Linked DNA regions of Mus musculus: all the other regions are linked to region 3. The links are chromatin loops, found by intact Hi-C in ENCODE. Cell type or tissue: heart. All regions are shown on one strand. Links, peaks and the distances in the headings refer to the core of each region. The heading gives the core; the rest is flanking DNA.

What was found. A loop is a pair of places that touch in the nucleus more often than their neighbours do. Peaks named below come from ENCODE experiments on the same cell type or tissue, not always from the same donor. Only the 100,000 strongest peaks of a DNase experiment are listed, where the experiment ranks them.
Region 1: a loop joins it to region 3, with 5 times the contacts of the local background. A loop is called at or near these places in 35 of 42 quality-filtered maps.
Region 2: a loop joins it to region 3, with 5 times the contacts of the local background. A loop is called at or near these places in 36 of 42 quality-filtered maps.

What each region holds. Positions count from the first base shown.
Region 1 is chr8:77,532,086-77,539,935 of GRCm38, reverse strand. No RefSeq gene overlaps it. Among named protein-coding and RNA genes, the nearest start is that of Prmt9, 13 kb to the left of the region's middle. In heart, for the core only: a CTCF peak has its summit at 4,732; no DNase peak of the experiment used is centred there.
Region 2 is chr8:77,522,322-77,530,171 of GRCm38, reverse strand. No RefSeq gene overlaps it. Among named protein-coding and RNA genes, the nearest start is that of Arhgap10, 8.3 kb to the right of the region's middle. In heart, for the core only: a CTCF peak has its summit at 5,061 (motif pointing right); DNase peaks (open chromatin) are centred at 5,701 and 5,941; H3K27ac peaks cover 497 bases.
Region 3 is chr8:77,415,466-77,423,315 of GRCm38, reverse strand. It overlaps Arhgap10 (Rho GTPase activating protein 10), which reads left to right. Exons shown (of 23, transcript NM_030113.2): 6 at 2,569-2,679; 7 at 3,140-3,244. Among named protein-coding and RNA genes, the nearest start is that of 0610038B21Rik, 98 kb to the left of the region's middle. In heart, for the core only: a CTCF peak has its summit at 3,377 (motif pointing left); a DNase peak (open chromatin) is centred at 3,435; H3K27ac peaks cover 215 bases.

The DNA.
Region 1 (7,850 bases), core at 3,521-6,020, 120 kb before region 3:
GCTTCAGGGAGCTGAGCACATGGGACTGTAGGCTGCATCACTTTGCATGGCCTTTTGTTACTGAGGAACTGGTCACAAAAGTCCCACTCTCAATGTATAGTAATATACTGAACAGATTCTCCCACTCTCAATATATACTAATAGACTAAACAGATTCTCTGCATCCCAAGCCCCTTTGCCTTTTCTTAATTGGTTGTCTTTTATTGGTAAATTATAAAAGTGTTCACTAGCCAGTCCTTTGTTATTATAACAGAATACTGGAGGTAGCTAACAGAAGAGAGGTTTATTTAGCTCACAGTTTTGAAGGTTCAAGGGCATGGTATATTTCTTTCATTTAGAAAAGATTATTTGAAACTGGTTTCATCTCGGTAAATAATGTGTAGACAATTCAGTGCCATCTCAAGCAACAGGACTGTGCTGGTTGAATGAGAATGGCCCTCATAGACTCATATATTTGAATGCTTGGTCAACAGAGATGGCACTATTTGACAGTAATAGGAGTGTGGCCTTTTTGGAGGAAGTGTGTCTCTTGGGAAGGCCTTTGAAGCCTAGAAAGCCCAAGCCAGGCCCCCCCCCCCCCCCCCCCCCCCCCCCCCGTCTCCCTCTCTTTCTGCTACCTGCAGATCCAGATAGGGAATTCTCAGCTTCTTCTTCAGCATTTTGTCTGCCTGCCTGCTTGCCATGCTCCTTCCATGAGGATAATGGATCGAACCTCTGAAATTGTAAGAAGCCCCAACTAATGCTTTTCTTTTATAAGAGCTGCCTTGGTCAAGGTGTTTCTTCATAGTGCTAGAACACCGGCTAAAACAATGGCTAAGGAATATGTGATTTTGACATAGCTTCAGAAGTCACCTCATCAACTACTCTGCTAAAGGAAATAGGAGGAACAAAAGGAATTTGTTATGCTTAATTGCTATTTTAGAACTCTCTTTCTTGGCCCCATGAAGTTCAGAATCAAGTAATGTGTTTAAGGACATTGGGAAGAGATAGAAAGCCCAGATGGGCCAGGCGGTGGTGGCGCACGCCTTTAATCCCAGCACTCGGGAGGCAGAGGCAGGCGGATTTCTGAATTCGAGGCCAGCCTGGTCTACAAAGTGAGTTCCAGGACAGCCAGAGCTATACAGAGAAACCCTGTCTCGAAAACCAAAAAAAAAAAAAAAGCCCAGATGGAAGAGGGAAAGACATTATTTTTCATCTTAGCTTACCAGGGACCCCCTGAGTGAACCACGTGGAGCTGGGATAGATGCAAAAAGCAAGAGGAATTTATTGTTCCAGTGCACTGGGGTCGCCTCAGACCTGAAGGAGAAGCAATGACCCTCAGCACCAGTTTGGGGAGTTTTTATATAGTTTCCAGGGGCAGAACAGAGCATCAGCAACTAGGCACAACATGATTGGCAGAACAGTGCACCCTTTAAACTGATTGGTCTTTAGGGAATGAGGTGACAAGGACTTCCCTTATCTGAAGGTGAGCAGTTCTGGAATGTGTCCCAGCCCTGTGGTCTGAGAAATGCTAATTAGCCTCTCCCTACCAGAGGGGTGAGTGTTTCATGACCTTCCCAAAGTCCCTGAGCTGACCTTTTCAGCATAGCCACTTGTAAGTTGCTAATGTCCTAATAAATGCCCCCCAGCCATGCTTACAGAGAGTAATCTTTTTTTAAATATTTATTTATTATTATATCTAAGTACACTGTAGCTGTCTTCAGACGCACCAGGAGAGGGCATCTCATTACGGATGTTTGTGAGCCACCATGTGGTTGCTGGGATTTGAACTCAGGACCTTTGGAAGAGCAGTCGGTGCTCTTAACCACTGAGCCATCTCTCCAGCCCCAGAAAGCAATCTTAATCAAACTCAGTGTATCATTAAAAAAAAAAAAAAAAGGCAGGCTGGAGAGATGGCTCATCAATAAAAAGTACTGACTGCTCTTCTGAAGATACTGAATTCAAATCCCAACACCCACATGGTGCCTCACAACCATCTGTAATGAGATCTGATGCCCTCTTCTGGGGTGTCTGAAGATAGCTACAGTGTACTTACATATAATAAATAAATCTTTGGGCCCCGGAGGGAGCGGGGCTGGAGAGGGAAGAAAAAGTGTCTGAAGAAGACAGCTACAAGGTACTTACATATAAAAATTAAAAAAAAAAAAAAGACATCCAAGTAGAAGTAGTTGGAAAGAAAAGGTTCCGTGGACATGGGAGCGGGATGGGAAGAAAGGTTCCGTGGACATGGGAGCGGGATGGGAAGAAAAGATTCCGTGGACATGGGAGCGGGATGGGAAGAAAAGGTTCCGTGGACATGGGAGTGGGATGGGAAGAAAGGTTCCGTGGACATGGGAGCGGGATGAGAAGGAAAGGTTCTGTGGACATGGGAGCGGGATGGGAAGTAGTGGTGGCGGATGAGTATGATTAAAACACATTATCTGCGTTATGAAACTGTCAACAACTAATTAAAAGAATTTCCAGATGACTCTTTGTAGCTCACGGAAAGGTAATAAGAGATGTTATTTAATAGCAAAGCTTTGTCCTTCTTTGTGGTATGTAATAACCATATATGGTATCTGAAATTTGTATGTTGTGTTCAGATATATAGTCAAATTAACTTCAAGTGATTGCATGGGTATTCAGATACTGATTGAGTAAGATATTAAAATGGTATGAATGTACAAGTAGACCTGTATTATCTAAAATGTAAACAGGAAAGACACAGTGATGCTTTGATAACACATTGTGGGGGGTGTGGTAGTGAACCTATGGAGGGAAACGTGGAATGGAGAGTGCAATGCCATGGCCGGGCCTGTGCCTGTTCTGGGCCTGCGCCTGCTCTGGGAATCCTGATCCAACTATACAAGCGGAGATCTAAAGTGGCCCTGACAAACTGGTGAGACAGAACAATGGACCCGAGCTCAGGGCAATCGCTGCTTCCTCTGTCTTCAAGGAAATTCCCCCTAGGCAATCAACCCCTCCCCCACTCCCTACCTACCTACCTACCTACCTACCTACCTACCTACCTACCTAGTTACCTCAAGCAAATTAGATTCAATCCGACAGCACAGCAAGTGTTAATCCCCCGGTTTGGCCCTCTGCGCGCGTGCGCTCTCTCTCTCTCTCTCTCTCTCTCTCTCTCTCTCTCTCTCTCTCTCTCTCTCTCTGGTTTTTGTTTGTTTGTTTGTTTTGTTTTGTTTTGTTTTGTTTTTTCGAGACAGGGTTTCTCTGTATAGCTCTGGCTGTCCTGGAACTCACTTTGTTGACCAGCTGGCCTCGAACTCAGAAATCTGCCTACCTCTGCCTCTGCCTCCCAAATGCTGGGATTAAAGGCGTGGGCCACCACCAGCCGGCACAGAACTGCTCTCATATTGGCTGAGAGGTTGCATATAAGTCTTTTGTATTGAACAATAAAGTTAGATCTGCAGCCTGATGCGGTTTCTGGATTCTGAAATCTCTGGGTTCCGGCTCCGCTTCCGCCCCATTTCCGGGTCCCAGTCCTAACAGTACATCATATCTACTTCTCTAAAAGTAGTAAATACGATCAAGTGTGAGGAGTAACTGATTTGGAAACCTTTGCTCAGGATCAGCCTCATATTCTGCATATAGGAGAAGTAGTTTGTTGTCACATAGAATTTTAAAACAAGGAGCACTCAGGGGTGAACAGAACGGAATTAGCAACTTTAGCGCGTGGTTAGCAGTATCTCCTTGTGCTGGTGAGGAGTACAGAGCACTGCAGCCAGGATTCATGCTAATGCGCCCGTTTAACCCCTCATCACTCTGTCCATCTGTCCACCCGTGCGGATGTGAATCAATGAAAATAAGTAATGCCCAGGCTTGTAGTTAAGATGGTGTTAATGTTAGTATTCTGTCTGGACTCCACCCCCACAGTTCCAGGCAGCAGCCACGCATGCTCCTCCCCACCGTTACCTGGCAATAGCCAGGTAGGCATAGCCCTATAAAAGGGGCTGCTTGCTGCCTCCTCTCTCTCCTACTCCTGCTTCTCTCCCTTGCCTCTTGCACCCTTGCTCCCCCCCCCCCCACTCTCCATTCCCTTCCTCCTTACTCTACGTGGTCATGGCCGGGGGGCCCCCCACTTCTCTACTCTCTCCTTTCTGCCTTTCTCTGCTTCTGCTATTCTCTTAACTCCCCTCCCCAGGCCCTGAATAAGCTCTCTTCTATACTATACCGGTGTGTGTCTGGTCCCTCATGGGGAAGGGATGCCTTGGCATGGGTCTGCTGAGGCACCCCTGCTAGAGCATGTTCTTATAGCTCTTTCTCTTTTTATGATCGCAACAGTTAACCTATCAGAGCCTCTGAGATACTTTCTAGGGACTTTCAGAGATCTAAGGACCACATTTTGAGAACTGCTAACTTGCTTTGTCCCAACACTACTGTTGCTTTTCTCACAGACAGGCTCTGTTGAGCAGATTCAAGGATGCACCAGGACTCAGTCTAAGCCCATGAAACTATGGGTCCCTGCTTTTAGAAGTAAGTGGATAAGGCCTGGTACAGCACTGTATAATAATGAAGCTGAGACAAGAGACTAGGGATGCCCCAGCAGGCAAGACTGCTTCTGGCACTCCTGGCCTCCTGGCGGGCTCCAGCCCAAGCCATTGGCATCTTGTATGGAAGTGTTCCGCAAACAGTAGGGTATGTGTCATCCCTGTACTTTACCCATCCAATGCCAAATCCTGCCCTTGTGACAACAGAAAATGCCCTGCACATTTCTCAGTGCCCACCAGAGGGCCTGTACTGCCCTGTCTCACACCTGATAAGCAGTAGGATTCACCATGGAGATCAGGATTTTAGAGTTTATGGTTAGACACCCTTATCATAGATCGGATCAGTAGCATTGGATCAATAGCATTCATTACTTCTGGATAGCGGGTGATAAGCAAAGACCCGACAATTATATTTCTCAGTGAAATGCTACACTTGGGGCTGGCAAAATGACTCAGTAGACAAAGGACCTTGCTGCCAGCCCTGGGGACTTGATTTCAATACTTGGGCCTCACGGTGGAGTGCATTATCTCTGGTACTTTGTCTCTGACTTCTCCATGCGTGTGTTGTCTCTGACCCCCAAATGCATGCATCACTACACTTCACCCCCACAAACAAATAAGTGAGTAGACAAATAAGTTGTGAAAAGATAATGTTAAGCTCAAAGGTGCAGCTGAGGGCTTTTTATAATTAGGACCACATTTGTTTTTGTGTTGAGAGAGATAATGGAGAGGTTCTTATTTTGTTTTGTTGGCAACAGTTACAACACAAACCTAAGGCTTGCAGTTAGAGGTTTTTGTGGTTGTCAGCAAAAGGAGATAAAGGCTCAACTTGCTGCAGTAAGAAAGAGAATCCAAGGTCACGTGACTAGAACTTAGTCGCGCACGAAAGGGTAGCACCCCTGCCTATGCTCCCGAGTCAGCTGAAACCTTAGTCAGCTCCACTGGGGACTGAAAAGACTACCCAACAACTGAGGCAAGTGCCTGGGACAACCTCCACCCTGCGGGACATTCCATTCCCAAGTGTCATTTATCTGACACAAAGTAATGGAGAGACAGGTGGCAGATGGGAGTGGCCTACAGCCAGGAAGAGACCAGCAGACTAGATGCAGACCTTGGGGAGTGAGGAAAGGGGCTGACCACCAAAAGCTAAAGGGACCGGCCCGCTCTTTAGTCCATCTCCGGTAGTGACAATAGCTAGTGGCCTCTCCTCCTTAGCTGAGTCCGTTACATTTTCAGGAAGTGCACAGCTGCTATCTGTAGACTGTTCAGCATGTATGGAGTTAATTAATGTGTGTAGTTTGAATGTGCACATGTTGACAAACCAGGGTACATTGTTTTGGTTTGGTTTTTTTCTTTGTTTTGTCTCTTTGTAGCTCTGGCTATCCTGAACTCCTATGTAGACCAGGATGGCCTTGAACTCAAAGAGATCTGCCTCTGCCTCTCTGCCTGTGTGATAGAATTAAGGTGTGCACCACCATGCCCAGTTTCAAGTGTCCATTTTAATATCGTGCAATTAGAAATACTCTAAAGTAGCCCCTAATAAGACAGAGACTGAATGAAGACTGCCCTTAGAGATGGTCAAGGTACTTTAAGATACGATCTACGCTTGTATGTGCGCATGTGCACATATGTACCTGTGCTTGAGTCTGAGAGAGAGAGAGAGAGAATAGAATGGTTTTCTTTTTATTCATACTCTTAATACACATATTACAGATTTGTGTTTGTTTTAACGTGTTTGTCATTGATAGTCACGTTTAAATGTGATACACATATACATATCTTTGGAGATGAACTAATTTAATTCTGGTGAGATTTTTTTTTTTTAAAGATGATGAGGTTGGGGGAGGAGGTATGGCTATGTAGTCCAGGTGGCCTGACCCTCCTAAATCTTAGATATTTGTTTTTTAGGTTTGTTGTGGGAGATATTAAAAAATGAACCCAAGCCGGGTGTGGTGGCGCACACCTTTAATCCCAGCACTCGGGAGGCAGAGGCAGACGGATTTCTGAGTTCGAGGCCAGCCTGGTCTACAGAGTGAGTTCCAGGACAGCCAGGGCTACACAGGGAAACCCTGTCTCAAAAAAAAAAAAAAAAAATGAACCCACCAACTCTCTGCGCTGGACCACAGGGCACCCAACAGGCCATCTCTCTGGCTGGGGCCCCTGAGTTCCTCTCACTACCTCACACCCCGCAGTCAGCCCACATATCATAATACCCAGTACCCCGGTAGAATCAAGCAAGACTCTTAATGCTTAGTTAACCAATCAGATTTATGTATCAATAATATCACAATTTATGAGATGCCAATACAATAATTTCAGAGGCAATTGATAATGATAGAAGCTTTATCGCAATATTTCTAACCTTGTGAAATCATAGCTACTTGAGCCTGGAAAAGACCCCCCCCCCCCCCCCCCCCCGGTACACATCTGCAGCCATCTTAGTTCTCCTCCTACTCTGAGATGCTCTCTGTCTCTGCAATGCTTAGCTCCACCTCCCTTCCCCTCCCCCCCCCCCCCCCCACGGTCCACTCTCGGGGCCTCTTCCGCACTAAGGTAATTGGATTGGGAAAATCCTGAAACATAGGTTGGTAATTTTTACTTTGCTCTTCTGTTCTTAGAAAGAAATAAAGCCGTTGCCTCCCACCCTATTTTGTACTCAACACCAAAGCAGTCCGTAAAAGACAAAACAAGAGCATCAGAAACACGTACACACGGGAGAGTCTGAAGCTGTCAGAGGCACGCCTGCAGATCGTCCATCTGTTCTAAAGACTTTTCAGTAAATTCTGTTTAATGTTACAAACAGGCAACATGGCTGTGTTCTAGTGCACTTCTAGTTTTGCAGCCAAAGTCCCGCAAATGTCAGGCTCTTGTTATCAAGTGTGCGGTCATTTAATCTCCTTGCCCGTGTCAAAACTAAATGGCAGGAACAAAGGCTTCACAACCTAGCTGTCTGGTCTCGCACCTGGAACCTTCCACCGTTCACATTTGTCACCTGATTCATGAAAACAAAACAACACCCCCAAACAAGACCTGCAAGCTGTTTCCCAAGTGATTCTGAGCAGCTTTGCAGTTTATTCCACTCCTTGGGAACTTTGTATTCTGCTGCTTATGTAATTTTTCAGAAAACATAAGCTGGTACCGCAGAAAATGCTTGTGCTTTCAAGTGCAAAAGTCAGCCAGAGGTGGTGGTGCACTCTTTTGATTCCAGCATTTGAGAAGCAGAGTCAGGTTGATCTCTGTGAGTTCCGGGCCAGCCTGGTCTACAGAGTGAGTTCTAGGACAGCCAGGGCTACACAGAGAAACCCTGTTGCAAACCTCAAAACCCTGACTCTAAAACAAACAAACAAAAATAGATAAAATTAA
Region 2 (7,850 bases), core at 3,521-6,020, 110 kb before region 3:
GAGACCTTAACAGTTGGAAAAATGATGTTGACATCAGGTAACAGGAAAAGGCTGAACATGGGACAGGCTTAGAAGCAGCGAGTAGAAATTATGTTTGTGGAAGGTAAATACTGTTAAGAATACAGATAGAGATATCCAGTGATGTGAGTCTAGGAGTCTGCAGTGTTGCAGATATGTATTTGGGGTTATTAACATATAAATCCCCGTTAAGTCCAGGAGACTGAGTTACATTCCAAAGAGACCCAGTATAAGCAAAGGAAGGCTGAGAACTGGGGGACATTTTAACAAGGTGAACAGAGACTACGTGCCAGGCACGTTCCGTGTGCTTTCTCCTGTTGCTTTTTTGTTGGTTTGTTTTTTGAGACAGGGTTTCCCTGTGTAGCCCTGGCTGTCCTGGAACTCATTTTGTAGACCTTGAACTCAGAGATCCACCTGCCTCTGCCTCCCAAGTGCTGGGATTAAAGGTGTGTGCCACCACGCCTGGCTTCCTTTGCTTTTAGATTCATCCATTTAATCTTTTATGAGGAAGTGCAAATCTTCCGCCCCCACCACCCCCCAGATAGGGTTCCTTTATGTAGCCTTGGCTGTCTTGGAACTCTGTAGACCAAGCTAGCCTGGAACTCCTGCCTCTGCCTCCTGTGCTGGAACTAAACTCATGAACCTTCACACCCAGTTTGAGATTGTTTACATGGTCCAGGTTGACCTTGACTTCATGAGATCCACCTACCTCTGCCTCTCAAGTGCTGGGACTAAAGTTATATCATATACTACCATACCTGGTAGTGTATACCTTTATTTCTATTTATTTATTCTTTCTATTTAAATTGTGTGTGTGCCACATGTGTGCACATGGAGGCCAAGAGTGTCAACCCCCTGAAGCTGGAGTTACGATTGCTGTGAGTCACCTCATGTAGTTGATAGGACCTGAAATCAGGTCCCCTATAGAAGCAGAAAGTGCTCTCAACCACTGTAACACCTCTCTGGCCTTTTTGATGATCTTTAAAAATATAAATGGAACGTTCCCCAGAATTTCTAACATTTTATTTTATTTTATTTTATTTTATTTTATTTTAGAGACAGGGTTTCTCTGTGTAGCCCTGGCTGTCCTGGATCTCTCTCTGTAGACCAGGCTGGCCTCAAACTCACATATCCACCTGTCTCTGCCCCCTGAGTACTGGGATTAAAGGTGTCTGCTACCACTGTCCTGCTAATTTTTTTAAACGTATGTAACTTACATAAAAATAATTTTCTTAAGTGGTGTTTTTTTCAGAATAGAGCTACACAGAGAAAATGTCTCAAAACAACAACAAAAACCAAACCAAACCAACAAAATTTTAAGTGTTTCAAAGTTACATCTCTAACAACATATTCTAGGAAAAAATATTAAGGAGACTGAAAAATGTTTATGTTCAAAATAAGAGAACAGGGGAGCTTATTTCTAGTTCTATATCCTCTCCTTCCCTTTCTGCTCCTCCTCTTCCTCCTCTTCTCCCTCCTCCTCTTCCTCCTTTTTCTCTTGGCAGTTCTGTACTCCCTGCCTCGCACAAGCTAAGCAAGCACCCTGGCGCTGAGATGCCCATAAGGCCCTATATTTCCTTAAGACATCATTATTTGCTTTCCGGTGGGTTTTCCTCAACAACAGGCATCATGGGCCAGCAAGATGTGCAAGCCTGACTGATATCCTGAGTTTGATTCCAGTGACTTCAAGTAAAGAATAAACTAATGACTCTGACCTCCACGTGTGTGCCATATCACATGCATGTGTGTGTGCATAGGCAATATATGAAATGTAAACAATTTTTTTTTAAAAAAAGGAGATTGCTACCACTCTTACTAGCTCATTCTATAATATCTGCAGAATTCAATGGGGTAGTTTCTAGGGCTATGTATCACCTTTCAACAGACATGTGTATGACATAGGAAGGGTAGAAAGTACTGTACTAAACTATCACAGAAAATTAATTCAAATTGTCCCTCTGGGCTGGGGAGATGGCTCAGTGGGTAAAAAGAGCACCTGACTGCTCTTCTGAAGGTCATTAGTTCAAATCCCAGCAACCACATGGTGGCTCAAAACCATCCGTAAGGAGATCTGACACCCTTTTCTGGAGTGTCTGAAGACAGCTACAGTGTACTTACATATAATAAATAAATAAATCTTTAAAAAAATTGTCCCTCTGGTACCAAGGGCATTTTAAAAAACAAACAAACATGGGAAAGACACAGATGAGTAGGTTTCCAGTGTGCCTTCAACTTTCCCCTCTACCTTGGGGAAAAGATGATATGAAAGGGGAGGTAGGAAGGAAGAATTTCCAAAATGCTTTTTTAGGCAGATTAAGTTCTGAAGCAAGGACATGGAAATGATATCACCCTTACCAACAGTGCTCCTTACAGAGTCTTTCAGCAACACAGGAGTTCTGGTAGCTCAGGTTGGTCATGGAAGGAAAACAGACATCAACATAAACTGCAATGACTACAGAAGTATTCCTCTACCGCACCCAGGAGCTGATTGCAGGTGTGAGTGTTACCGAAGGACCAGAGAGCAGCATGGCCCTCAAGTGACAGTATCAGGAACGAGAATCCAGAATGAGTTTACAGGTATGGAAAATGAAAAAACAAGACAACAAAACAAGCAAACAAACAAACAAAACAAAAATCCCAACAGTGACCAGAAAGTATGCCGCCAAGGTCATTTTTGTTTGTTTGCTTGTTTTATTTTGAAACAGTGTTTCTCTGTGTAGCCTTGGCTATTTTAGAGCTAGCTTTGTAGACCAGGCTGGCCTCTAAGTCACAGAAATCACCTGCCTCTGCCTCCTGAGTGCTGAGAATAAAGGTATATGCCACCACCATATCCACAAAACAAATTTTACTCATACTGTACGGACACACTAGCTGAGAAAACGGATCCTGGTGGAAATGAGGCTGCTGTTGGGAAGTGGGAAGGAAGTGGAGTGCACAGCAGATGCCGGTTAAGGTCACAGCATGAAAAAGAGTGAGGAGATTAGGGGAAAGATGCTATAATGCTAAACAAAACCAACCAAACAACCAAACCAGAAAGGAGTGCCAGGGCCATAACTAACAGAAACACTTCTGGGGGGACAGGATCTCTATGTAGACCAGGCTGTCTCAGAACTCAGAGAGATTCTTTTGTTCTGCCTCCCAAGTGCTGGGATTAAAGGTGTGGGGACCACCATGAATGGCCTCTTCTTAGCTGTTCTCTTCTCATTAACCTCCTTTAAGTGGAAGAGAGTCAAGAGGAATGGTCAGAAGGAAGCTTAAACTCAAGAAATGAAAGAAACAGAAGATCTGTGCTAAAAACAAAAATAAAGACACAAAACAACTTTGCTATTTTGAGTTTGGTTCTGGACCTGGACAAATGGCATCCTAAAGTACTTAAACAACTTGGGTTGCAGTCATGTAATAACATCCATAAGTTCAGGAAACATTTTTTGGACAAAATGTCTGTCTCAATTTATCAAGAATTACTGCTGTCAAAGTAACCTTACATAAATATAGGTTATAAAAACTTAACAAATTCAACACTTAAGAAGTCGGCACTCAGTCAACTTTAGGTCTGCTCCTCAGGGACGTCTCTTTCACTAGCATTATACAGGGATACTTCCATATCATTAAATATTTTCCTACATTGTAATTTAAAATATCTCCATAGCACTCAGTTACATGACTATATACTAAGTCACGTGACTGGTCCATTGCGGTCAAGTTCAGTCTTTAAAGCTTTGGCTTTAAAAAAATCATTCTGAGACTCAGGCACGGCAAGACACACCTGACCTGCACACTCCTGAGGCTACCGCCGCAGGGGGATTTCAAGCTGCAGGCCGGCATCTGCTCCAGCGTGACAGCTGTCTCAAAACCAAGAGCAGCTGCCAAGTGTCGGAGTCTCACTGTAATTATGATCATTTTTACAATTTTTTTTGCTTGCTTTTATTTTTCAAGATGGGGTTTCTCTGTGTGGCCCTGACTGTCCTGGAACTCACTGTGTAGACCAAGCTGGCATCAAAAAAATCACAAAAATCCACCAGCCTCTGCCTCCTGAGTGTCGGGATTAAAGGTGTGTGTCATCATTGCCAGGATATATACATATATATTTTTTTAATTAGAAAATTTCTCAGATGAATGAGCCAGAGAATGCAAGTCTTCATGTCAACATCACCCAAGTATTTCCAGTATGTTTTCGCAACGTATGACTATTTTCCCCTGCTCTGACTGCTACTATATTTCATCGGAAGCTTAAAAAAAAAGTGATAAAGTAGATGGAACACACCATTTGTCATTTGAAATACATTCCAGTACAGAACTCTTGAAGGCAGTAAATAGAATCATCATGTTGGGCAGTCACCACCATTTCCAGTTCTAGAACTTTCCACTGTCCCAATCTGGAACTCCATGTCCACAAAATAAAGAAAGAAATTCCATTCTTCTTCTAGTTTTCCAAGCTCCTCATTGGCTCCTGCTCCTCAGGGACGTCTCTTTCACAGTCTTTGTTTTAGAAACATTTGTTTTTATTTATGGTGTGTGTGTGGTGTGTGTGTGTATGTGTGTGTGTGTATGTGTGTGCGTGGCGTGCCAGCAGAGGCCACAAGAAGGCTCTGGAACCACTGGAGCTGTACTTGCAGGACACTGAATCACCTGATATTGGAGCTGAGCCTTAACTTAGGTCCTTTGTGAGAGCAGCCACAGCTCTTAACTGCTGAGCTATCTCTCCAGCTGTTTTGGAATTTTGGAGACAAGGTTTTCTGTAGCTTAGGCTTGCTATATAGCTGAGGTCACCCCTGGAGTGCTGGGACTGTCGGGATGGGACACTATGTGTGGCCTTCGTGCTGTTCTTGGAAGTATATGGTGTGTTCCTTGGTTCTCAGAAGGGTGGGCATACAGAGTGCAGTCATTCTTGGTTGTTTTCAGTCATCTGTGCCAACTCCGTACATGTGGCTCATACTGCTGGGTAAGTTGGAAAGCACACTCAGGTCCAGCAAACCTTCCCAAGCTTGGTCTCGCTATATTTATGTTATATAACACTTGTATGCAATACCCTTGGAAGTCCAGAAGAGGGTGTTGGATGTCCTGGGTTTAGAGTTCCAGATGGTTGTGAACCACTGTGTGGATTCTGAGACTCAAACCTTGGTCCACTGAAAGAGCAGCCAAGACTGTTAACTGCTGAGCCATCTCTCCAGTTCCCAAATCTTCACTATGACCATTATAGAAACATTTCATTTCAAAATGAAAACTCCATGGGAAAAATGATAAAGAATACATCTTATACAGCAGGTCAGCTCCAGGTAAAGGATGGGTCAAGCTTGGTTACTTACAGTGAAGTGGCCTTGGCCAGGGACAGCCAAATCCTGGCTTCTTTAGTAGACCCTCTAGGCTACTAGGTTCTCTCTCCAGGATATTGATAGACCGTTGCTGTATTTTGCTCTATTTATAGCAAGATAACCAACTGCAAATATTTGACGTGTTCCCTGAAGGTACTGAATATCTACTAACTACACATTGGCTGCAAGAAAAGAAAATGTAAATTCTGGCACTAAAGCAGAAAAAGCCATTGTGTTCAGTCTTGAGGTGTTAAAGAAGCCTGCCGAACAGAGCCTGCTGGCAAGGAGAGGCAGGTAGCCTGGGAAGAGGCAAGCAGCCTGGGAAGAGGCAGGTCTATTTCAACACGCTTGGCTGGAGTACGTGACCTTCGCCTCTCTGTCAGTGTTTTCCTAGGTTCAGAAGTCAAAGTCTTGGGAAGTCAGGGCTGGTTGCTAAGGTTAAGTCACACGCCTGGACCTTGGCTGTGGCAGGACCCAGAGGAAGACTTAGAGCTAAAGTGTCTGGAGAGCTGGATCCTCTAGCTGGAAGCGGGAATTTTACTGATACTGTATGGACATGCTAGCTGAGAGAACGGATCCTGGTGGAAACAAAGCTGCTGTTGGGCAGTGGAGTGCACAGCAGATGCTGGCACCTACCGGCACCTCAGAGACAAGAATGGAAAGCTACAGGGATCGGGCTCAAGAGCCTCGAGCTCGAGAGTGTTGGCCCTGCGAGCTGGTTTAGTGCTTTCCAAATGATAAGTGGTGGCTGTCACTTCCTCCCGTCTTTCTCCTCCTCCTGTCTTTTCCTCTTCCTCTTCCACCTCTTCTTCGCCCCTTTATGTTTCCCCTTAACTATACACACTAACATTTCTTTAGATAAATTGCAGATCGGAAGTTAATGATTCTCTGCATGGCTGAAGGGTAAGAGGACGCATGCTCATAGCTTTTTGTTTTCCATTTTACTGAAGTGCCAATAGACTCTCTGAACGAGCCTTTGATTGCTGTAGGTTGATTTTCCAGGAGCTAGATATTTGCCCAATTGAAAGTCACACTGTGGAAACCTCTCTAGGTCATACCAGGGGCACTTTGGGTGCTGAGCAAAACATTCTTGGCAGATAACTTCTTTTTCCTTTCTCACACAAATATGTATATAACCTTAGTTATATAATGTACATATTGTTACATATACGTGTTGTTAATATCTGGGCAAAACAAATGCCAAGGTCACTTCTTAGGCTAGTTCTTCCACATGTCCCAGGAAAGAGGGCAGCATTTGCCTGGGGGGGGGGGAGGGGTGGTGTCTGTGGGCATTCAGGAATGCCTGCTGATTTATTTAGACAGACATTTTTATGACCTGTCTAGCGAGTGCCCTCTCTTACCTGCCAAGTCTCTCTAAAAGCTCAGGATGGGTGGAGAAGCAATAACTATAGTAATGACAGGGACTCCGCCTGGGGAAGGCACTAGCAGTTCCATGACCTACATCTCCTTCAGCCACGTTCTTCTAGCTCCAAACTTGAATAGGTCCGAGTACCAGATTTTTTTCAGAGGATATGAATTTAATGTGGGTGGAGTGAGAAAAGCCGGCTCCCCCACGCCGCTCACCTCCCCACTACTCCTCTCTGCTTCATTAGGAGTGGTCACTTTTTAGCCAGGCTGCCAGGCTGGTACAGCAAGCATCAGTGTGCTGCTTACCCACGCGCTAGCTTATTCCGTCTGGCTCAAGTGTACAGCTGGAACTTCCAGACTGGGGACTTTGCAGTGCTATAATGGCTTGCCTACTCTTTGTCCTTAGTATCTGCTGGCTTGATGTTACAAGGTTAGTGCAATAGTAGAATTTTCTCAGGGTTCCAAGCTCTTTTAAGCTGTAATGTCTGGGAGCTCGGGGGAAAAGCAGTCTCTTGCTAGATATACTATGGATGTCAGAAACCTATGCTCCACATCCTTGTGGAGAGCAAAGAGCTTGGTGTGAGCATGTGGGATGTACCATGCTCTATTGACCCCATCTCAGCCCACCGTGCTCCAGCCACATGGCCCTTTCCAAAGCTGAGTCCCCTCTCTGAGTGTTTCTCTCCACATGATATCTGCATTTCAGCCTGCTAACCCTAATCCTTCAGGTCTCTCCCTCTCCCTCTCCCTCTCCCTCTCCCTCTCCCTCTCCCTCTCCCTCTCTCTCTCTCTCTCTCTCTCTCTCTCACACACACACACACACACACACACACACACTGATATCTCAGCCCAGTCCAAGGTCCTCTTGGTAGCACCGTGTCCAGTGTCCCACTGTGGCTCAGACTTTCCCCTTAGCATTTGCACTTTTGGGGTCCTTTGCTAGATACTTCTGTGTGCTGAAGGTTCCTGGTCCATGAAGGAGGGGGTCATGCTGGTTTGGCTCAGTGTTGTCATCAAGAACTCTCACAGAATCTGAGTTGGGGGGGGGGGGTCACAGTAACTTCTGGCAGCAAGAGCAGCAACAGTTCACGTCTCCCGTCACTCGGTGTAGCCACTGCAATCCTGGAGGGTGCAGAGATTTGGGAGTGACTC
Region 3 (7,850 bases), core at 1,907-4,406:
GGGCCAGTATTTAGCATTACAATGCATAACAGATCAGAGCTCCTTCCAGCTCTCTGTCCACACGGCCTCCTCTTCTGGCTTATTGTTCTTACGCTTCCTAGGTAGTGTTGCATGGCTCCCTTCAGTGACCGTATGCCCTCTGAAGGCTACAGTTCAGAGTCCTCTATCCATTCTGCCTAGAATAGTGCTGTCAGAGCGAGAACCACAAACAGGATGTGTGCACAGTGAGGTATGGCTTTGGCAGTGTCATCAGTCTCAGAGATGAGTAAACTGCAAGTCCTGAGCTTGAAGAGGCGCTGAAGACGGCACTTCCAGTTTCATTTCTGTTTTGCTCTCTCTACTCTTCACAGTCGTACAGATGCCCACTTGAAAACAGCTCTCTTGTTCATCATGTAGACCCTAAAGAGCGCAGAGACTTGTAAGCCATTCTGCCCTCTTGTTGATACGAGGAGAGTAGGGCTGTTGCAGCAGCGTGCCTGGTGTTGATACGAGGAGAGTAGGGCTGTTGCAGCAGCGTGCCTGGTGTTGATACGAGGAGAGTAGGGCTGTTGCAGCATGCCTGGTGTTGGTCATTTTTGTATCTCTCCTCGAAGCTGCTGCTCCCGCCTTGTGGGTCTCAGACACAAGGACCTTCACCTCCACCCACCACCCACGTTCCTGAGTTCTAGACAGCCTCTGTACTACAACACATACTGGCTCTGGGAGAAGATTACATCCTTCTTGGTTTTTAATGCTTGTTTTCCCCCAGGAGACAAAGGATACTATTTCAGTTTAAATATCACTAAAGAAATAATATTTTAGTAATATTGCATGAGATTGATCTCCTGTCTTCTGCATGTATAGAATTACAATTGGATTATAATACACAGTTGTTTATTCATTCATTCATTCATTCAGCTTTTGCTTACTGTGTGTGCAAGCTCATTTTGTATTGTTATAAAACTCCTATGGATGGAGAGTTTATAAACAAAACAGATTTATTTAGCTCATAGTTCTGGAGAGCTGAGAGTATGACATTGGCGTCTGCTTGGCTTTGATGGGGTCCTCACTGTGGTCATGTGCTTCATGTGACAGTGTTTATGTAAGAGATTCAGGGGAGGTACCAGGCTTCTTAACACAATGTAGTCTCGTGGGAATTCGTCCACTTCCATGAGATCTTAATCCCTCCAACAGTAGTGCCTCCATGACCCCGGAGCAGGCCTCGTTTCTTGAAGATTCCATCACCCCCAAGAATGACGTGTCAGAGGCCAGGCTTTACAGGGCATATGTAGGCCATGTCCAAATCGTAACATGGCGGGAAAAGTTAGTGCATTGTAGACTCGAATCGTTCTGTGCTCCTATGTACACTTGGAATATTGTGGCGAGCTCACTGTGAGCTCGGGAATCTGGAGAGGGAATCATACAGTGGAGGGCCCAGCCGCTCTGGCTGCTCAGAACGTTCAGATGCAAGGTGCTCAGCAGAGTGAGGGCAAGTCATACCGAGGACACGTGAGGGCATGACTCTCCGCTCTGCAGGCAGTGATGCCTCATGAGCGTCACGTGAGCCAACCACTGCTTTCAACTCCACAGTTTAACTGCTCAGCGGGATTAAGGGTTTTGGCTTTGGGTTATACTGTTGGTAGGTGAATAATGAGACACAAAACGTCATGGCTTTTAGGTAGAAGCTCTTATTTTGCTCACTTGACATTTAAACTTTATGTTACTCAAAGACTTTCAATTAAAAGTACCAGACAAATACTACACTTGTTTTTATAAACTTCTGAAAATGTGTTGGAAAATATTTATCTTCTTCCAGTTTATTTTAGCCATTCGAATATTGCGCAGGCATTGGCTAACTGCTTTACCTGGCTGTGTAGCCGTTCCCCACCAGTCTCCAGACCTTTGTGCCTAGCCAAGCAGAAGCCCTGACTGGGAAGCCGTGACTTCCCCTGGGCTCCCAGCCCTACCGTCCGTCCTTCTGTCATTCTGCTGGTCTGTCGTAGCTCCCTCATGTGTAGGAGTTTCTCTTTTTATGTCTGATGTGCATTGCCTTTCATCTGAGAGCCTAAGAGTCCATCCATGTGTGCCATACCGGGATCTGCTTCCTTTTTTTTTTTTAAAGCCACGATCTTGCTGTGTAGTCCAGTCTAGCCCTGGACATGTCCTCCTGCCGTAGCTTCCCAAGTGCTGGCGTTATAGCTGTTCATGTTACCCAATATGATTTGTCCCCTTTTGTTATATTTCATCGTGTGTAGTGTGTGTGCGCCTGTGTGTGGATGCGTGCGCGTGTGTGTGTGTGTGTGTGCAGGTGGTGTCGACGGGGCTTTTGACTGTTCCAGGAAGAAGTGTTTTCCTTAATCTTCAGTCTTTGAGGGTCATCAAGCTCTTCTCTAGAGTTTGGGAAGACTTTTCTGTATGTCCTTGTAGCAGTGGCTCTGTCCTGCTGTGGCAGGAGAGTAACAATGAGTAAGACATGAGTTCTAACACAAGTTTATAAAAGCCCCGCACCACGGCCAGCACCAGGCCATTGACCTCCAGCTTGATAGCTCCCTGCCGTGGGGTCAACTCACAGTGCTTGTTTTAACACAGGCCGACCTCCAAGTGGAGCAGAACCGGCAGCATTTCTACGAGCTCTCGCTTGAATATGTGTGCAAGCTCCAGGAAATCCAAGAAAGAAAGAAGTTCGAGTTTGTGGAGCCTGTGAGTAGCAGGACACTCGTTGCTGTGGATCCTTGTGAAAACACTAAGGGAGACCTCACAGGTTGTCAAGGGTGGACACAGCTAGGGAAAGTCTAGAGAAACATCTAAACCGTTGGGAGGCCCTGTTGGCACAGCTTCCTCCTCACCCCAGTGAGGGGCACAGCCCCCCCGCCATACCGTGACCCCTGTCCCCACTCTGTTACAGGCATGGCGATAGACCTTTATGTGGGTGCTAGGGAATTTGAACTCACAACTTGTTCATAATTTTCTGTACAGACCACCTATTTACAGTTATTTAATTTCTAGTGACTTCTTTGGAACTACTTTCATTTCAGGACGTGACAGACAGGGAGGTGGTTGGGTGCTCCGGATGGCAGTGCTCTGGATGGTGGTTTTGATGCAGGCGTTGCTTGCTTCCTTCCTTGCATGCACTAACTAACGCTCCTCTCCTTTGTCATAGATGCTGTCCTTCTTTCAGGGAATGTTCACTTTCTATCATCAAGGCCACGAGCTTTCCAAAGACTTCAATCACTACAAGATGGAACTACAAATCAACATTCAGAATGTAAGGAAAGGAAAGCCTTCTGGTATTTAAAAGATGTTTGGGGTGCAGCTCTTTTTCTACTCTGGTCTCAAAATCTTATTAAGACCAGGCTGGTATACTGAGAAAGTGGGGATGTGTTGCCATCTAGTGGTCAACTTTGGTGTAACACATGGCTCTGAAGCTGATGAGGCTCCAGGAATTCTGCCCTTTGGAGGCCCTTCCTTGGCTCTCTGGGGCAAATTCTTGGGGTAAACTTGGTTATGTTAGCTCTGAGTTGTTGTGTAACAACCCGCTATCCTGGCCTTCCACCTGGCGTTCCTGACTGACCGTCAGTCATGGTTTTTCATTCCCCAGACTGGCTTATGGAATTTCTCCGTCCCTACATTTTGGGCATGCTCTCTGATGTATCTGTGTCCACAGCTGCCAGTTTTCCTTGCTGTCCTTTGTTCAACCTGATGATGAAAAATGACGTTTGGAGATTCCTACTATGATTGCTATGATTGCTTTAGGCTGAGATGGCTCAGTGGGTAAAGTGTTTGCCGTGTGACCCTGAGTTCGAATCCCAGGACCCATGCAAAGCCAATTGGCGAACTGTGCCATAATCTCAGGGGAGGAGAAAAGGACTCTCAGGGGCTCAGTTGGCCTGTGAGTGCGACACTAACAACCAGAGACACGCCTCATGTGTTCCAGTCCACTTCAACATTGTTCCGATGGTAGGGGACTTACTTTTTCTGTACGTGTGGTTTATGTGCAGGCCAGAGGCTGCTCACTTCTGTCTCTCTCAGTTGCCTCTCTCAGTTGCCTGATCTTCTGAGACACAGTCTCTCATTGAATGGGAGGCTCACCAATTGTGTGGGCTGGTTGGTTAGAGAGCTCCAGTCTCACCCGTCCCACCATCCTGTGATCTCTGCCCCTACAGTGTTACAGACATGGGGATAGATCTTTATGTAGGTGCTAGGGAATTCAAACTCACAGCTCTATATTTGCATGGCAGACATTTCTTCAGCCCACTAGAAAGTTTAATGAAATGAATTATTTTTCAGAGTAACTTGTAGGCTATAAAACAACTTGTGAAGAGAGACTAGTTGAGAAGATTATAGACTGATCCCCATTCCCAACTGGTATATAATTATAGAATTAACCTTTTTTTTTTTTCTTAGACCAGGGGTTCTCTACTTTGCTAGTGCAGTTCCTCACATTGTAGTGACCTGAAACATAAAATTATTTCCTTTGCTACTTCATAACTGTAATTGTGCTACTGTTATGAGTCCTAATGCAAATATCTGTGTTTTCTGATGGTCTTAGGCAACCCTGTGAAAGGGCCCTTTGACCCCTGGAGTGGTGGCCTATAGGCTGAGAACCGCTGTTCTAGACTTTATTTGTCAACTTCAGGGCTGACCAGATGAGAACCCCAGTTAGGCCTGATGTATGTATTATGGGACTCGTGTAAAATGAGAACAGAACCCCACATTAAAAACAATGAAGACTTTCAAGATGGTGGGTATTGATACTCAGTGTGGTGTTTCTTGCTTGTCATCCCAGTGGGAGGTGGAGGCAGGAGGATCAGGAGTTCAAGGCTATGTAGTGATTTTGAGAGCAGCCTGAGCCACATGCGATGCTCTCTCAGGCCTTCCCTCCTGTTATATCATAGGACATTAAGCCTGTCCTGAGACCCTGTGTCACAGGCCCTGTGTGACAGTACAGCCTCCTGCCAGGGAAGCCATCTCGATTTAGCCCAGGCTCTGGAATGACACAGGAACCCAGCATCTCCTGGGGCTCTGGTCAGCCGTCCTCACATTCCTTCCTTTTATAATGTACCTGTGGCAAAGAGGGACTCCAGGGACTGAGCCATGTCGAGCGAGGCATGAGATGCTGGTGAGCAAAACCCGCAGAGGGGAGATATATTTACTTATTATGCCTTGGTAATACGTGGTGAGCTGAGAGCTTGCACGGCTGACAGCAACACCCGTCCTTTATTGTGAGTAGAGTGGGCAAGGACTTTCTGGAGAGGAAACATTTTTTCCTATATATTTTGGAATTCAGAGATATGTATTCATCAGGAATTGCCCCAAATCCTCTCTCTATTCTAGCTACCTTATAAATATCCCTCAGTTTTATTCTGCTCTCTGAGGCTTCTTGGGTGTCACTCATTTGGAAGTTGTTCTTTTGCCCTCATTTTCAGGACCATGGGTGTGTGTGTGCGTGTGCCCTCACGTGTGCACGCTTGCATGTGTGTGTTGCACGTGCCTCCCCCTGGCTGCTGCTGTAGAGCACGAGTGTGAGCCCCACGCTCCTGCCTTGTCTCTGCTTTCAGCCACCTTCTCCACTTCAGCCACGCGCCATAGGCTCTCCCTCGAAAGGACCGTCATTACTTCTTTTTTTCGGCTATTCATCTTATTCTCTCTCTCTCTTTTTTTTTTCATCTTATTCTCTTGTGGTTTTTAATTTTTTTTAAATAAGGGCAGATACTGACTGTATAAAGCCACACATTTCTGAAAGAAAACCCTGGTTATATTTTATTTTTTAATACCAACCACACTGAAATGATAAAACTGAATTTTAAGGTTAGATATCTTTATGACATTATAGTTAATTTTGTCAGCTGTTTAGAATTTTATTACAGTAAAATAATTAAATTTAAAATGACTCTTATGCTCAGAAAGAGAGGTAATCTTATTTAAAAATGAAAGCAAGCTATTTCCAGCCCCATCTGGCTATGCCTTTTATATTGTAAAAATGGCTGGGCTTTCCTTAAGGGATTTGCTTTTTACCCATTTTTCTGTAATCTGGAGTAATAAATAGAAAGCAAGAAAGTAGCAAGATGGCTTTTAGAAAGAGTGTTTTTTCCCCAAAGGAAAGGAAATTGTATCAAAATGAAAGGATATTTTAGAAAGCTCGCTTTGCACTTTTGTGACGCCATCCTAGAAGTCCTGGCAGAGAAAGCAGGAGGGGTGTCGGGATTATCAGGAAGCCTCCAGGTGATAGATGAAGTAGGTAAGAGTGTGGGGTCTCCTGTTTAACTATAGAAGAATAACAACGACTCCTTTCCCTGTGCTCGTTACTGTGATAAATGACTTCCTCCACCGGGAGCAGACAGCTGTCCTAACATCTGTGACACTGGGGTGCAGGGAGGTCACTTCCTTCTCTCAGACCCTCCAGAGGACGCTTGCTCACAGACCTGTGCTGCTTAGTCTCAGATTTCACAAGTTCTTAATTGGTAAGCCTGGGATTTGGCACTACTGGCAAACCTTGTCTCTGACTCCAGGAGTCTGAGGAGTCCAGAGATTCTCATTTGCTGTGTTTTGGAGTCTTAAGGCCTGATCAGTGATTCTCCTGGATCTGCCAGCCCACTCTTTCTTTTCCTCCTCATCCTCCATATGTATAGAACTCTTGAGAGGATATGAGGTTTTAGTGAGGTCCGCCTGCCTGTCTGTCTGTCCGTCCGCCTGCCCGCCCGCCTGCCAGTCTGTCTGTCTTGGGAACTATACTTTTCTGGTTTTGTTTGTTTCTGTAAGGTGAAATCCTCTCATGCTGTCTCCTCTGCCTTCTTTTGTTCTGAGTGATGTCATGGCTGAGATGGATAAACCTTACTGAGTTAAGGTGGTCGACACTTGGAATCCTCCCCCACCCCTGCTTTGCCCCTCCCTTCCAAGGCTTATTTGAGGGCGTCTTAGTTCTATTATGATGACCAAGGTAACTTATAGACAAAAGAGCTTATTTGGGCTCTTATTTGGGTTCCTGAAAGTTGGCGTCTCTGATGGCATAGCAGAGGTGGCAGGCGTAGCAGCTGGAGCATAGCAGAGCTGAGGGTTTGTATCCTGAACTAGAAACACAAAGCCAAGAGCACGGAGCTCAGAACTGCATCAGGCTTTGTAACCTCCAAGCCCTGGGACACACTTCATCAGGCAAGGCCACACCTCCTAATCCTCCCAAACACCTGGGTAGTGTGCTCGCCCCCCCCCCCCCCCCCCCCTTAGCCTTATCCAGACATTCTGATTAAAGGCATCTGACTCCCATCTTGGAGCCTCAGTGGACTCTGGCTGTAAGGCAAGGCTTACCATAGGCTGGTTTTCTTGACAGTGTTCCCAAACAAGAGGTGGGAAGCACACTCCCATTGCTGTGCTCCTGGCATCAGATGACACTGGCCAGCATCTGTCATATTTTTTTTTTTTTTGAGATGTTTTACTGCCTGTCACAATTTAATTTATTATTTTATTTGCAGTGCTGATTAAACCCACAGTCATCATGTATGGCAAAGCAAACTGTATATCCTGAGCTATACCTCTAACCTCAGGTACCATTGGAAGTTATTTGATTCAGTTTATGACCAAATTCAGTGTTTAGTGTCCTTCTGATTAAAGCACATCTTCCAGGGTCCCTCGAGATTAGAACTGAGAATCGCTAGGTTGTAGGTAGTCTATTAATTGATGTTAGAAACCTGAAATTTCTACCCTAATTTATAATTAACATAAAGAAATACGGCATATTTTACAAATAACCCTGCTTATTCTGGTGCAAAGGCACGAGGAAGCGGGGGCCCCCAGGCAGCGTGAGCGCTGTGTGGAACTTATTGGTATGCAGTCAGGTTTTTATAGTATATCAATAGTGGCTCCATTGTATATGCATA